Regions from separate parts of the Mus musculus genome. Here region 1 is linked to region 2. A link is a contact called in ENCODE POLR2A ChIA-PET data. All regions are on one chromosome and are shown on one strand. The core of a region is the stretch at or near the end of the contact, and the rest is flanking DNA. Distances in the headings are between cores, read along the strand shown.

Evidence for each region. ChIA-PET counts read pairs that join two places held with the same protein, here RNA polymerase II (POLR2A).
Region 1: POLR2A ChIA-PET joins it to region 2 with 15 read pairs in Patski. The contact joins the promoter of Ypel4 here to the promoter of Ctnnd1 in region 2. POLR2A ChIA-PET finds 5 or more read pairs at or near these places in 3 of 5 experiments (Patski and embryonic stem cell).

The regions. Positions count from the first base shown.
Region 1 is chr2:84,730,724-84,736,061 of GRCm38, reverse strand. It overlaps Ypel4 (yippee like 4), which reads right to left and starts at 1,858. Exons shown (of 5, transcript NM_001005342.2): 1 at 1,769-1,858.
Region 2 is chr2:84,646,360-84,652,359 of GRCm38, reverse strand. It overlaps Ctnnd1 (catenin (cadherin associated protein), delta 1), which reads left to right and starts at 1,620. Exons shown (of 19, transcript NM_001085450.1): 1 at 1,620-1,954.

The DNA.
Region 1 (5,338 bases), core at 609-3,108, 83 kb before region 2:
TGAAGACCTTAACCCTGGGTGTTCCTCAATCCTGCATCCTGGGATGATACAGCTCCCAGACTAGAGGGAGCACTTGCTGTCTTCCTAGCATCTGGTCCTCTGGTCTCATTACTTACTTACCGTTGCCTTAGCTCTGAGTTAAAGACAAGCACCTAGCCCTAGGAGGAGAATTATCTTTCTTCCAGCAAGTCTGACAGCTAGGCCCGTGGAAAGTAGGCAGCACATCAGAAGCCAGGCTTCTGGGCTGTGTGCTATAGAGTGAGAGCAACCTTAATAGGAGACAACAGGGTAAGGGGACACCTTATTTTTAAAAGCTGGGCTTTAGGGCACAAGGCAGAAAACATTTCTCCTCCCAGGAGCTAGAGCAAATGCCAGTGCCAGGACAGCAACAGTGAGATAATTGCGGGGATAAGAATCCTGAGACGCTGGGATCTGCTCACACTCCAGTCCCAAAGTAGCTGAGTGCACTGCAGGCAGAGGATAAGGAGGGAAGTGTCTTCTGTTAACTCCGATAAGCAGGTGATGTGCCTCTGCCTCTCTAGTGGAGCATCCTGCAGCTGTAGGTGGGGTGGCCTGTGTCTCCTTCAGAGATGCCCGCTAAGTGCTCTCGTGATGCTAGACCACCAAGCAGAGGAGGCAGCACAGCTTCAGTTACCCACATAAACAGTCTGTTCTCCTGTCCTCCATGGTGGCCATGAGCACCCGATTCTTCTACTGTCTCGAAGGGCTGTCATGCAGTCTCCACAAATCCCCCTGGGTGAGACCATCTTCAGTTTTTGGTCCTCTACTGTTGTCTTGAGTCCCAGGAAGACACCTTGGGCTTAGTTCAGGGTGACATTGTATTCTGGCCCTTCTTGCTACAGTTCAGCATCACTTCCATGATCTTCCTTCAAGTTTGCCTGTAGTTCACCTCAAGGTGCCACCTTGAAACACCTACTTCAAGGGACCAGGAGATGCCAGGTTTGCCCCCTCCCGCTATCTTCTTCCCTAGCCCTGTCCTTCTGTCACTGTCACGCCTCCCTCCCTGTCCCTTTCTGCTTCTCTGTCCAGCAGAGGAGAAGCTGCAAAGGACAAAAAAATAAAATTAAATTAAAAAATCATAAAAAGGAGAGTTGGGGTCACTTCTCCCATTTCTGCCCTCTCTCGTCATGGGGTGAAGCAAATCGGGGAAATTACTGAGGTCAGAAAACAAAACAAAGGTGAGTGCTGGGAAGAGGACGAGTCCCTGAAGCTGAGATGAGGCTGGACTGTGGGAGGTGGGGGGAGCAGAAGGGCTTGTGCCTGGGAAGACTGGCAACTGAGAGCCTAAGTGACAAGGCAGAGACAGGTGGAACCAGGTGCGAATCCAGTGCCTCTCAGGGAATAAAAAGGGGAGGGGGACTTGTGCTCACAACGGATGTATTCAATTGCTTTGAGTTTTCGCCTCCCCCTGGACCAGGCATTTTCAGTATGGTATGGTCCGAATAATTAGCAGAGCAGCCAGCTCCCAGGGCTGACTCTGGGGGTCTGCACCGGTAGCAAAAACAATAAACAGTGATGTCTGATGCCGCAGCCAAAGTTGCCGGGAAATAAGTGCGAGAGAATCGTCAGAGCTTGGGGAAGGATGGAGGAGCTGAGAGAGAGGAGGGAGCGGAGGCAGCAGGGAGGGGGAAGGGAGGACAAAGGGTGGATGAATAATGCTTTTGCAAAGGAGAGAAAGCAACACACAGCAGGAAGAGGTAATTTGCGAAGGGGAAAAATTGATTTGGAGAAGGGCTGCCCCCCTCACCTTGAGGTCTGCTCCAGAGATCTCCGTCTATCTCTTTCAATCTCTCTGTTCACTCTTCTCTCTTCTCTGTTGGTTCCTTCAATTGGGAAGGGGATGGGATTGGGGGAGGGTAGTTGAGGGGCTGAGGTCTGGGACTGCAGGCTGGACAGCTGCTGGGGGGCAGAGGTTGCCTCTTGCTCTGTACCTCGGTCTGTGGGTAAATGTGGCTGTGTGTTGTGGAACTGCATCATAACACTGTGAGTCATCCAACCCCCCACCCCCCTCACCTCCCACGTCAGAGCAGGGCTGGGAGACACAGGAGGCGGGTTGAGAGGGAGGGAGGGGGCAGGCATCAAGGGACCAGGCTAGAGGGGTGATGTTAGGGAGTGGGGGCAGAGAGATGGCTGGCATAGGGGTGTCGATGTAGGTGGTAAGGAAAAGGAGAAATAGGTTGTTAAGGAGCAAGGCTGTGTGACCAAGGAAACGGAACCCGAAGAAGGGCAGGGATGGAGTGAGGGTGGCAGGGAGGGAGCAAGGATGGTGAAGTGAGGTGGATCTAGAGAGAGCCAGGAAGTACACTCGCACTCAACATGATACATTTCCACTTCAACTCTGACATCAGCTCTGATGCAGGGTAAGGTAAAGAAGGATATATTAATTGTCATGGTTGACAAACCAGGCTCTCAAATGTGTTCAGTACTGAGTACTTGGAAGCTTTAATGTCCATTTCATGGCCCCAAAGAAGCCATAGGTCAAATATGACATCTTAAACCCAGGAACCTCTTATCAACTCCCTCCAAACGGTTTGTGCTGCCAATGGAGACACCTATGTGACATGAGGTTCTTAACAGAGCTGTGAACTTTCAGATCCTCAGGGGAACTTCACTCTGCATCCCAAGACTGCAGTGTCTATTGCAAAGTCCAGCATGCTGAAGATATTTGCAAAATAGTTGTTTGCTTTCATCTTCAGACAAGGGCTATGTGTCTGGCTTTGATATCCAAGACACCGGTGTTGAAATCTTAGCTTTGCCAATTATTCACCAGGAACCCTGGGCAAATGACTAATCCTCCTGCACTATACAATTCCTCTTCTGACCAGTGAAGCTAATTCTATTTACCTCCAGAAGAAGTGACTATGTGAGACAGCTTGTAAATTTCCAAAGTGCCTGACATATGATAGGCACTAAGTAAAGAGTAATGAAATTTTAGGTTGTTCCCTCCTTTTGTACTTAACTTTTTTTTGGGGGGGGGTGGTGTTCGAGACAGGGTTTCTCTGTATAGCCCTGGCTGTCCTGGAACTCATTTTGTAGACCAGGCTGGCCTCGAACTCAGAAATCTGCCTGCCTTTGCCTCCTGAGTGCTGGGATTAAAGGCGTGCACCACCACGCCTGGCCTGTACTTAACTTTTAAAATTAGCATTCTAAATTGAATTTTGTTATGGGTTAGTGTTATTTTTATTTTTTTAAGATTTGTTTACTTTATGTATACGAGTACACTGTAGCTGTCTTCAGACACACCAGAAAAGAGTGTCAGATCCCATTACAGATGGTTGTGAGCCACCATGTGGTTGCTGGGAATTGAACTCAGGACTTTTGGAAGAGCAGTCAGTGCTCTTAACCGCTGAGCCATCTCTCCAACCCCCAGGATTAGTGTTATTTCAAAACAGCATTCTCTACATGGGGCAATGAGATGGGCAGGACTGCAAATTCCAGGCCAGTCTGTGTGTCCTGGTAAGATAAGGAGTGGATAAACAGAAACTCTGAACCAATACAGGTGGGAACCATCATCATCATCATCATCATCTCAGAGCATGACTCAAGCTCAGAGGGGATTTTCTATTACAGTTTTGATATTTCAAGAGACATGATGCCAAATGTTTGTCTTATAGAGGGATTACATTTTCCCTTGCTAATTTTTTTACAGTTTTATTTACTTAATTTATATGAGTACACTGTCACTGTCTTCAGACACACCAAAGAGGGCGTCAGATTCCATTACAGATGGTTGTGAGCCACCATGTGGTTGCTGGGAATTGAACTCATCTGGAAGAGCAGCCTTGGTCTTAACTGCTGAGCCATCTCTCCAGCTCCACTATTTATTTATTTATTTATTTATTTAAAATCAGCTTCCAGGTAAAATTCATCTGACCTGGAACACTTTCCATGGAGTGCAGTACTGTGTCTGTCACTAAATTATGTGGGCCCAGAACACGCACCCATCCACAAGACAGAACTCCATTTTATTTCATAGGCTAATTTTCAGAAAATGAAAACTGAAACAGACTCATGGAGAGTAGTTTTGCTATCTATCTCTCTTCTCACATGTGAGGGGTGAAGATTAAGGCAGGGAAAACAGGTAAAGAAAGATCCCATGGGTCCTGTAAGAAGAAAGGGAGATTCTGAATACTCAATTGGGATCAAGTCTGGCGTGTAGGTAAGCTCTGAAGACACAGTGTGTGTATCATGAGGGTTAGTACTAGAGGCCTGAAAATGAGAAGAGCTGGCTGAAGAAAGAAGGACTCTGAAATGATGGTTAGCATCATTCAGGAAGCTGAGGTGAGAGGATCTCTCTCAGTAAGCAGCCAGCCTTAAGTACACAGGGAGTTGCAGGCCAGTCTGGGCTACAGTGTGAGCCTCTGCCTAAAAACAGGCACGCTGGTCATGATGGCTCATGTCTGTGATCCCAGCACTGCAGAAGCAGAGATGGGAGGATCCAGAGTTCAAGGCTCTCAAAATACAAAAGCCAGAAAGAAAGATGGCGGGTGTAACAGATAAAAATGGTAATACTGGAGTTGTGAAGATGGCTCAGCAGGTAAATGCACTTGCTTTCCAAAAGCCTGACTGAAAACCTGAGATCAGTCCCCAGACAGAATCTCTGTCAAGGTCAAAGGACAGGGTCCACTCCAAAGCGTTGTCCTCTGGCCTCTGCACTGTGGCACATTGCCACCCCCACATCATCACCATGACACGCAGCATGATGAGCCCAACAAAGGAAAAAGAAAAGAAGGATAAGAGGAAGATGACTTTGAGGGTCCAGGCTTGAGGAAAAGCAGAGAACAGCCTCTAGGCTGTAGAATTAGAGCTGGAAGCAAAAGGGATGTTCATAAACTTAAATCAACAAAGAAACAAAACTATCAAAGGTTTAGCTGTAGAGAAGGACCAGGACACAGGACAGAGTGATGGGGTGTCCTACGGGGGTCGGGTGCAGGCAGACTGCCAGAGTGCCTGGTGAGATTGGAAATGAAGAGAGTGCAGGCAACAAGCACACTCAAATGGCTTGTATACCGTCCTTTTTCTGTATTTAAGAAGTGAAGTGGAGCAGAGTGTGGTGGTGGTACACGCCTTTAATTCCAGCACTCGGGAGGCAGAGGCAGGTGGATTTCTGAGATCGAGGCCAGCCTGGTCTACAGAGAGAGTTCCAGAACAGCCATGGCTACATGGAGAAATCCTGCCTTGAAAAATCAAAAAAAAAGAAGAAAAAAAAAAAAAAGAAAAAAAAGAAGTCAAGTGGAGAGCAATCTCAAAGGGAGGAGAGGGCTCTTGCTGATTTCAGCTTGAGATGGTTATACACTATCTGAGGAAAGATGAGATG
Region 2 (6,000 bases), core at 371-2,870:
CACTGAGCTGTCTCTCCAGCAAGAGACAGTTATTTCCATTTTATAGCTAAGGAAACTGAGCTTCAGAGATTATATAATTTGGCCAAGGTCTCATAGTGGTGCAAAAATCTGAACTAGTGTACTTGTAGAGGTGTAGCTGGAAGCCAGCAGTTTGACTGCAGTCTCTCTTCTTAGCCAGTATATCACCATTATAGATTATGAAAGCTTTATGAAGATACATTTTGCAGCAGCCAATAGGAACACACACCTATTGTCCCAGCACTCAGGAGGCAGACACAGGGGGTATCTCTGTGAGCTCAAAGCCAGCCTGCCTGGTCTAGATATCAAGAGTTCTAGGTCAGTCAGGGCTACATAATTAGACCCTGTCTCAAATAATAAAATAAAATAAAAATAAATTAAAAATAGGGCTAGAAGAGGTCACCACCAAGATAATGACCAAAGTTTAACCCCTGGGCCCATATGGAGGAAGGAGAGGACTGATCCCTGCAAATTGTTCTCTGACCTGAGTATGACTGCTGTAGTACATGTGCACTCATGCACACACAAAGAAATCTAATTTAAAAATATATAAGGAGAGACCTTCTAACTCATTATCTTCGTTTAGTAATTAGTGAATAACTAATACCAGTTTTACCAGGTGGTAATATACCTTCAACCCTATAACTCAGAAGTCGGAGGCATGGGGTTTTTGAGTTTGAGGCCAGCCTGGGGTAGAGTGAAATCCTATCTTAAACAAAACAAAGCAACCTCCCCACCAAAGAAAAAAAATTCAACAACAAACACAGCCCCTTCCCCTCATAAACTTTAAAGGAATTCGTAGGAAAACCCCTATAATATTTTATTTAGGTCAAATAAAAAAGGCAGGTAATTTTGGGTTGACTAAACAATAGCATTCTCTTAATTATTTTAACGATGATATTCTTAACTAGTCTACACTCTTTGTTTATTGGATTCTGCCTATTGTCCCAGGCAAACCCATATTGTTTTGATGGGAAGATAGTGCTGGTCCTCAAGGGCTCAGTGGATTCTGCTTCCTTTTAGTTTAGAGAAGAAAGGCTAACAAACTATTAAGAAGTCTAAGCATTTATTTTCTCCATTAGCTTTTAATTCAATTAAGCCAAAACAATGAAATTGAGTTTGTCTCAGATATTTCCTACCATCCCAGTCAGCATATAGTCCAGTTTCTGGGATTTCCTTCCTTCTTTCCTGACTTCCTTTGGGAAAACGCTTTGGGGAAGAAAGCAGCAAACCAAACCGCAGCAAGTAAAGAAAGTAAGCTCTTTTCTGTTTTCCCACCCAGATAGGTAGGGAAAGGGAACAAGACCCTCATCAAAGAGAACTGAGGCTTAGGCGTGCCGTTCTAAAATGCTTTGTTATTTAGCACCTCCCACCTCCCCCCAGATCTGCAGTAATTCCTCAGAGATTGTATAGTCTCCGCTTTAAATATACATATAATATATATGTATAAAACTTCCTCGTCTTTCTCTCTCCCTTTTTTTTTTTTAATTTCCTATAATAAAGTTTCCTATTGGATAAGGTCAGCTCCCTGATTTATGCCTGGTTCCTATTGGAAGCTCGCAGGGGCTGACATCACTTAGGAAAGCTAGGGTAGGGCTGCCAGATCAGTTTGTCACCACCCAGGCTGCCTTGCCTTTGGCTGGGTGCAACTTCCATTTTAGGTGTTGGATCTGAGGGGAAAAGGAGAGAGGGAGAGAGAGGGAGAGAGGGAGAGAGGGAAAGGGAGAGAGAGAGAGAGAGAAAGAGGACGATCAAGAGGGAGGGAGGGAGAGCCAGCGAGCGAGACAGACACGGAGGGAGAGGAGAAAGGCAGGAAAGATCCTGGAACGAGGAAGAGGAAGAGGCGGCGAACCTCGCTGGATTTGTCTTTCTCAGCACATTGGTGAAGCTTTGGGTTTGTTTCTTAAAGGACTGGCTTTAGAAGTCCACATTTGAGGTGTGTGCTTTTTAAATTTTTTTCCTTTTATTAAAAATGTGTGTATTGGGAAAGGGGTAACTCAAGTGGAATTTTTTTCTTAATGGTAACTGGAGGGACTTTTAAAAGGGTGAGAAAGCCTGTTAGTGCTGACGGTGAATTTTAACCAATTATTTTTTTCACTTTTAATACTTTGGAGGTTTCTTGGTATTTTATTTAGTTAAGGAAAAGGTAAAACGTACAAGACCTGGAAACAAACTTCTAGGTGTAATACCGGAAGCTGGTTGGAACCAGGGGTAGAAGTTGTGTAAATTCCTTTTTTTGTGTGTACTTTTATATTATTTTTTTCCCTGGATTTAGCTAACATACTCTTATTTTTCAGAGCTCAAAAAGTTGTTTGGGGGGGGGGGCATGTTGTGTGTGGGTTGGGGAAGGACTCTGCCCTGGTCGGAAGCTGGTCGTACAGATGGCTCTTACCATGTTTCGGAACTTTTAGCCCCCTCACCTTTGAATTTGTGGCAGTGGGAAGTTGCAGGAAGCTTTCGAGTTTCAATGGTATTGTTTTTTCCTTCTGAACGTGAACGGCCCAGAAGGGTTTCAGCGCTGCAGTTCCTGGGTGGATCCCTCTTTCACTTTTCCAGGTGTGGTGGTGGGTGGGAGCCGCTGTCGCCTGCCTGCCTGCCTGCCTGCCTGCCTGCCTAGGAGGCTCTTTGCTTTGCCTTGTGAAAACAAATGGATCTACGTTAACTTGAGTTGCCCTTCCTTCCTTCCTTCCTTCCTTCCTTCCTTCCTTCCTTCCTTCCTTCCTTCCTTCCTTCCTTTTTGTACTAAAAGTCGTTTTAGTGGCACAGATTTGTAAAGGTGTGTGTTAAACTTACTGATATGGTAATGTTTGGCCTTTAAAGGGATAAGGAAATTCTAATCATACTTTCTGTTGACCGGAGTGAAACAGCAAAACACCTGAAAGTCTTTTCTCAGTCCTTTTGGTCTCTGAAAGGTTTGTAGGTTGTAAATAGACGGGTGAAGAGAAACCACTTAATGAAAACTTGGAGTTTGCAAAGCATGTTTGAGAAAGCACAAAGGGAATTTTATTTTTAAGCCACTGGAATGATGCTTTTTTGAGGTGTCTTTTGTTTGTTTGCCTGCTCAATTAACTTACCACTAAGTTAGAACTCTGTTAAAGCTAAAGGCTTGTGACTGGTTCATGTTTTATAATTGACCTTAAGGTTTGCTTGGTTTTGATTTTTTTATATGCATTCTTGGAAATGTGCAGATCCTAGATAATTATATAGCCAACTCTTCAGTAGCTGGAAAATAGGTACTTTCTTCTTTTAAAATGGAAATCAGCATGGAAATTAGAGCTGGAATAGATATTGCTCTAATTGTATCAAGATGGGTCTTAATATCTAAGCTCCTCATTACCTTTAAACTGATATGAATCTTTAATCTTTTGATTTCATAGTCCCTGTCCCCATTTTTTTTAGACTAGAATATTTCCTTGAATATTTTTCTACTGGGAAGACATTCCTTGTGTGATGATTTTGTCCTTGTGCGGTTGTGGCTTCTGGAGGAAACAAGTTTTGTTCCTCTTTTCCTTTCCATATAATTTAGGCAAGGATTACAGGAAAAAATTTGACGAGTGGACCTCAGAATTAAAATAAGTAATTGATAAGAAAGACAAAAGACAATATGTACAGTGTGTTGGGCTATAGTTTTCATTTCCAATTTTTCAATTTTCCTTTGAAATGCTTTTCCAAGGAGATTTCTCAGTGTGTCTTTGGAGGGTCGGTTTGTTGCTGCCACAGTGTCGGTTTCTCACTCAACCTTTAGGGGGAGGGATGAGAGTCTGAAGGAGGAGTACAAAGGCAGTTTGAAAATAGGTTCTGGATGACTGCTGGTGATCTGGGTCCGGCTTGGAAACTGAGCTTTGTGTAGCCGTGTTGCGCAGCATTAGGGTCCAGAACTATTTACAAACTAAGGTATTGTTTGGCCTGCCGTATAGTGAAGAGCCTTTTGAGGTGATAAGATGGAAGATTTTTGTCTTTTACTTCTCCTTCCTTGGTTCTTTCTGGAATTACAGGAAAGAGTACAGATAAGTAAATCTTTTATTTTGCTATTATTTTTATTTTTTGTGCTTATTTTGGTTTTGGGGTGAAAATGATGACAAATGAGTATGAAATGTATAGATTTTCTTTCCTTGTTTGCTTTATATGGAATTCAGTTAGTTTCTTTGTTACGTGAGTAAGGTAGTGGGTCTGAGTTTCAGGTGTGTGTGGTTGGTTAGATAGAGTGCTAGTGCCTTTCTTAGGATTCCGGTATGGAGGGGGGGGGTGCTCATCATGGTTTCAGCTGGTCTAAAATTGGGACTCTTGGAAATCTTAGAAAGGGGAAAGCTTCCTGTAATCACATGCCAGCCTTAGGTTTATCAAATAATTGTTCCTAGGGGTAGATGAGACAGGATGCAGGCAGATAAATTCGGCTTAGATCACTATCAATTGCAATATCAAAATATTTAGCTGTGTATAATTTATTGCTTTCTATTGTGGTAGGTGACGGCCCTCTGTTAGTATCTTGTAGGTCTTCCCATCCTTTACCCTCCCTGTCATTGTTTTATTTTACTGTGTGCTAAGCATTTTGCATAGACTACTTAGTCTCTAATAACCATTTTTTAAAAATGAATTTGAGACAAAGAAGCTGGGGTTTGCTTAAACATCTCATTATTTAATTGGTGGAGGTCAAGATTGACCCTGGTCTGATTGAGTACAGAGTCAATGAATTTAACCAGGGGTACATTGCCATTACCCAAAGAGAATGGACATAACAGCTGGGACTAAAATAAATGAAGACTTGCTTTAGGCAGGAGTGTTTTCGTAGTTACTTACAGGCACCAAGTTCGGACAGTGTATATAAAAGACCAGTTTCTTTAGAGCAAGTGAGAGCTGAATATGCTGGCATAGATATCTTAGCCCTAAAAGCAGGGTACATGCCACTGCCGTTCCATTAGTCTCTTTTTTTCCCTTTTGTAGTGCTGGGGATTGAACTAGGAGCCTCACACAGGCAAGGCAAGTTCTCTGCCATTGAGCTCATCGCCAGTCATGCTTGCTTGCTTGTTTATTTTGAGACAGGCTTTCTCCATGTTGCTCTGGTTGTCCTGGAACTCTGTTGACTAGGCTGGCCTTGAACTCACAGAGATCTGCCTCTGCCTCCAAAGTGCTGGGTCTAGTGGCATGCACTACCACGTCCTGTTGCTCTTTATTTTTAACTTCTGGGATTTGCCTCAACCTTCGTTTGCTTATTAATGAAATTTTGTCTTCCAGAGAATTTTCAGCTCTTTGGGTTGAATGAAAAGCTTGGAGGTAGTTGTAATAAATATGTTTGTCATAATGAATTAAAAATGACTATCTTTCACTCTAGACTTTGAGGTGCTTGTGTGTAGGTACTTTCTTATCTCTATCCCTTCATTACCTATGGTGGTGTCTGCTATAAACAGAGGTGCTCAGTAAGCCTTGTTTAATTAAGGTACTTGATGGGAATTAGTGGGGACTGAGAAGGCTTAAATGGAGACAGGAATCAGAACAACATGAATTAATTGCATTCCCGTGTAATTTTGATACTCTCATGGTAACCTGTAGTGTAGATTTTTTATTTATTGCATTCCATTTTTCTGTTTACATACATTTCATTGTGTTAGGTGGTGAAGGGCAGGCCCCTGCTCCTGCTAAGGCCAGGTGTATGGAAGTCAGAACAATTAGGACATGGGAGAGAATCTGTTCCCGTCCCACGGTTAGAACTCAAGTCCGGATGCTTGGTGTCAGGTTCCTTTATCCTCCAGACATTTCACCAACCCTAATAATTTCTTTGGGGTGGAATCTCACGTAACTGAGTGAGGATCAACTTGAATGTGTGATCCCACTGACCCATCTGAATGCTGGTGCTATAGACATGTGTCACCACAACTAGCTTCTTTTTTTAACAAAGTTTCTGGAAATAATGGAAGATCTTTAAGGTTTAGCTTTTCTTGGCAGTCTAAAGAATGGTGTAAGAAGTAAGGTGCATTTCTTTCATAG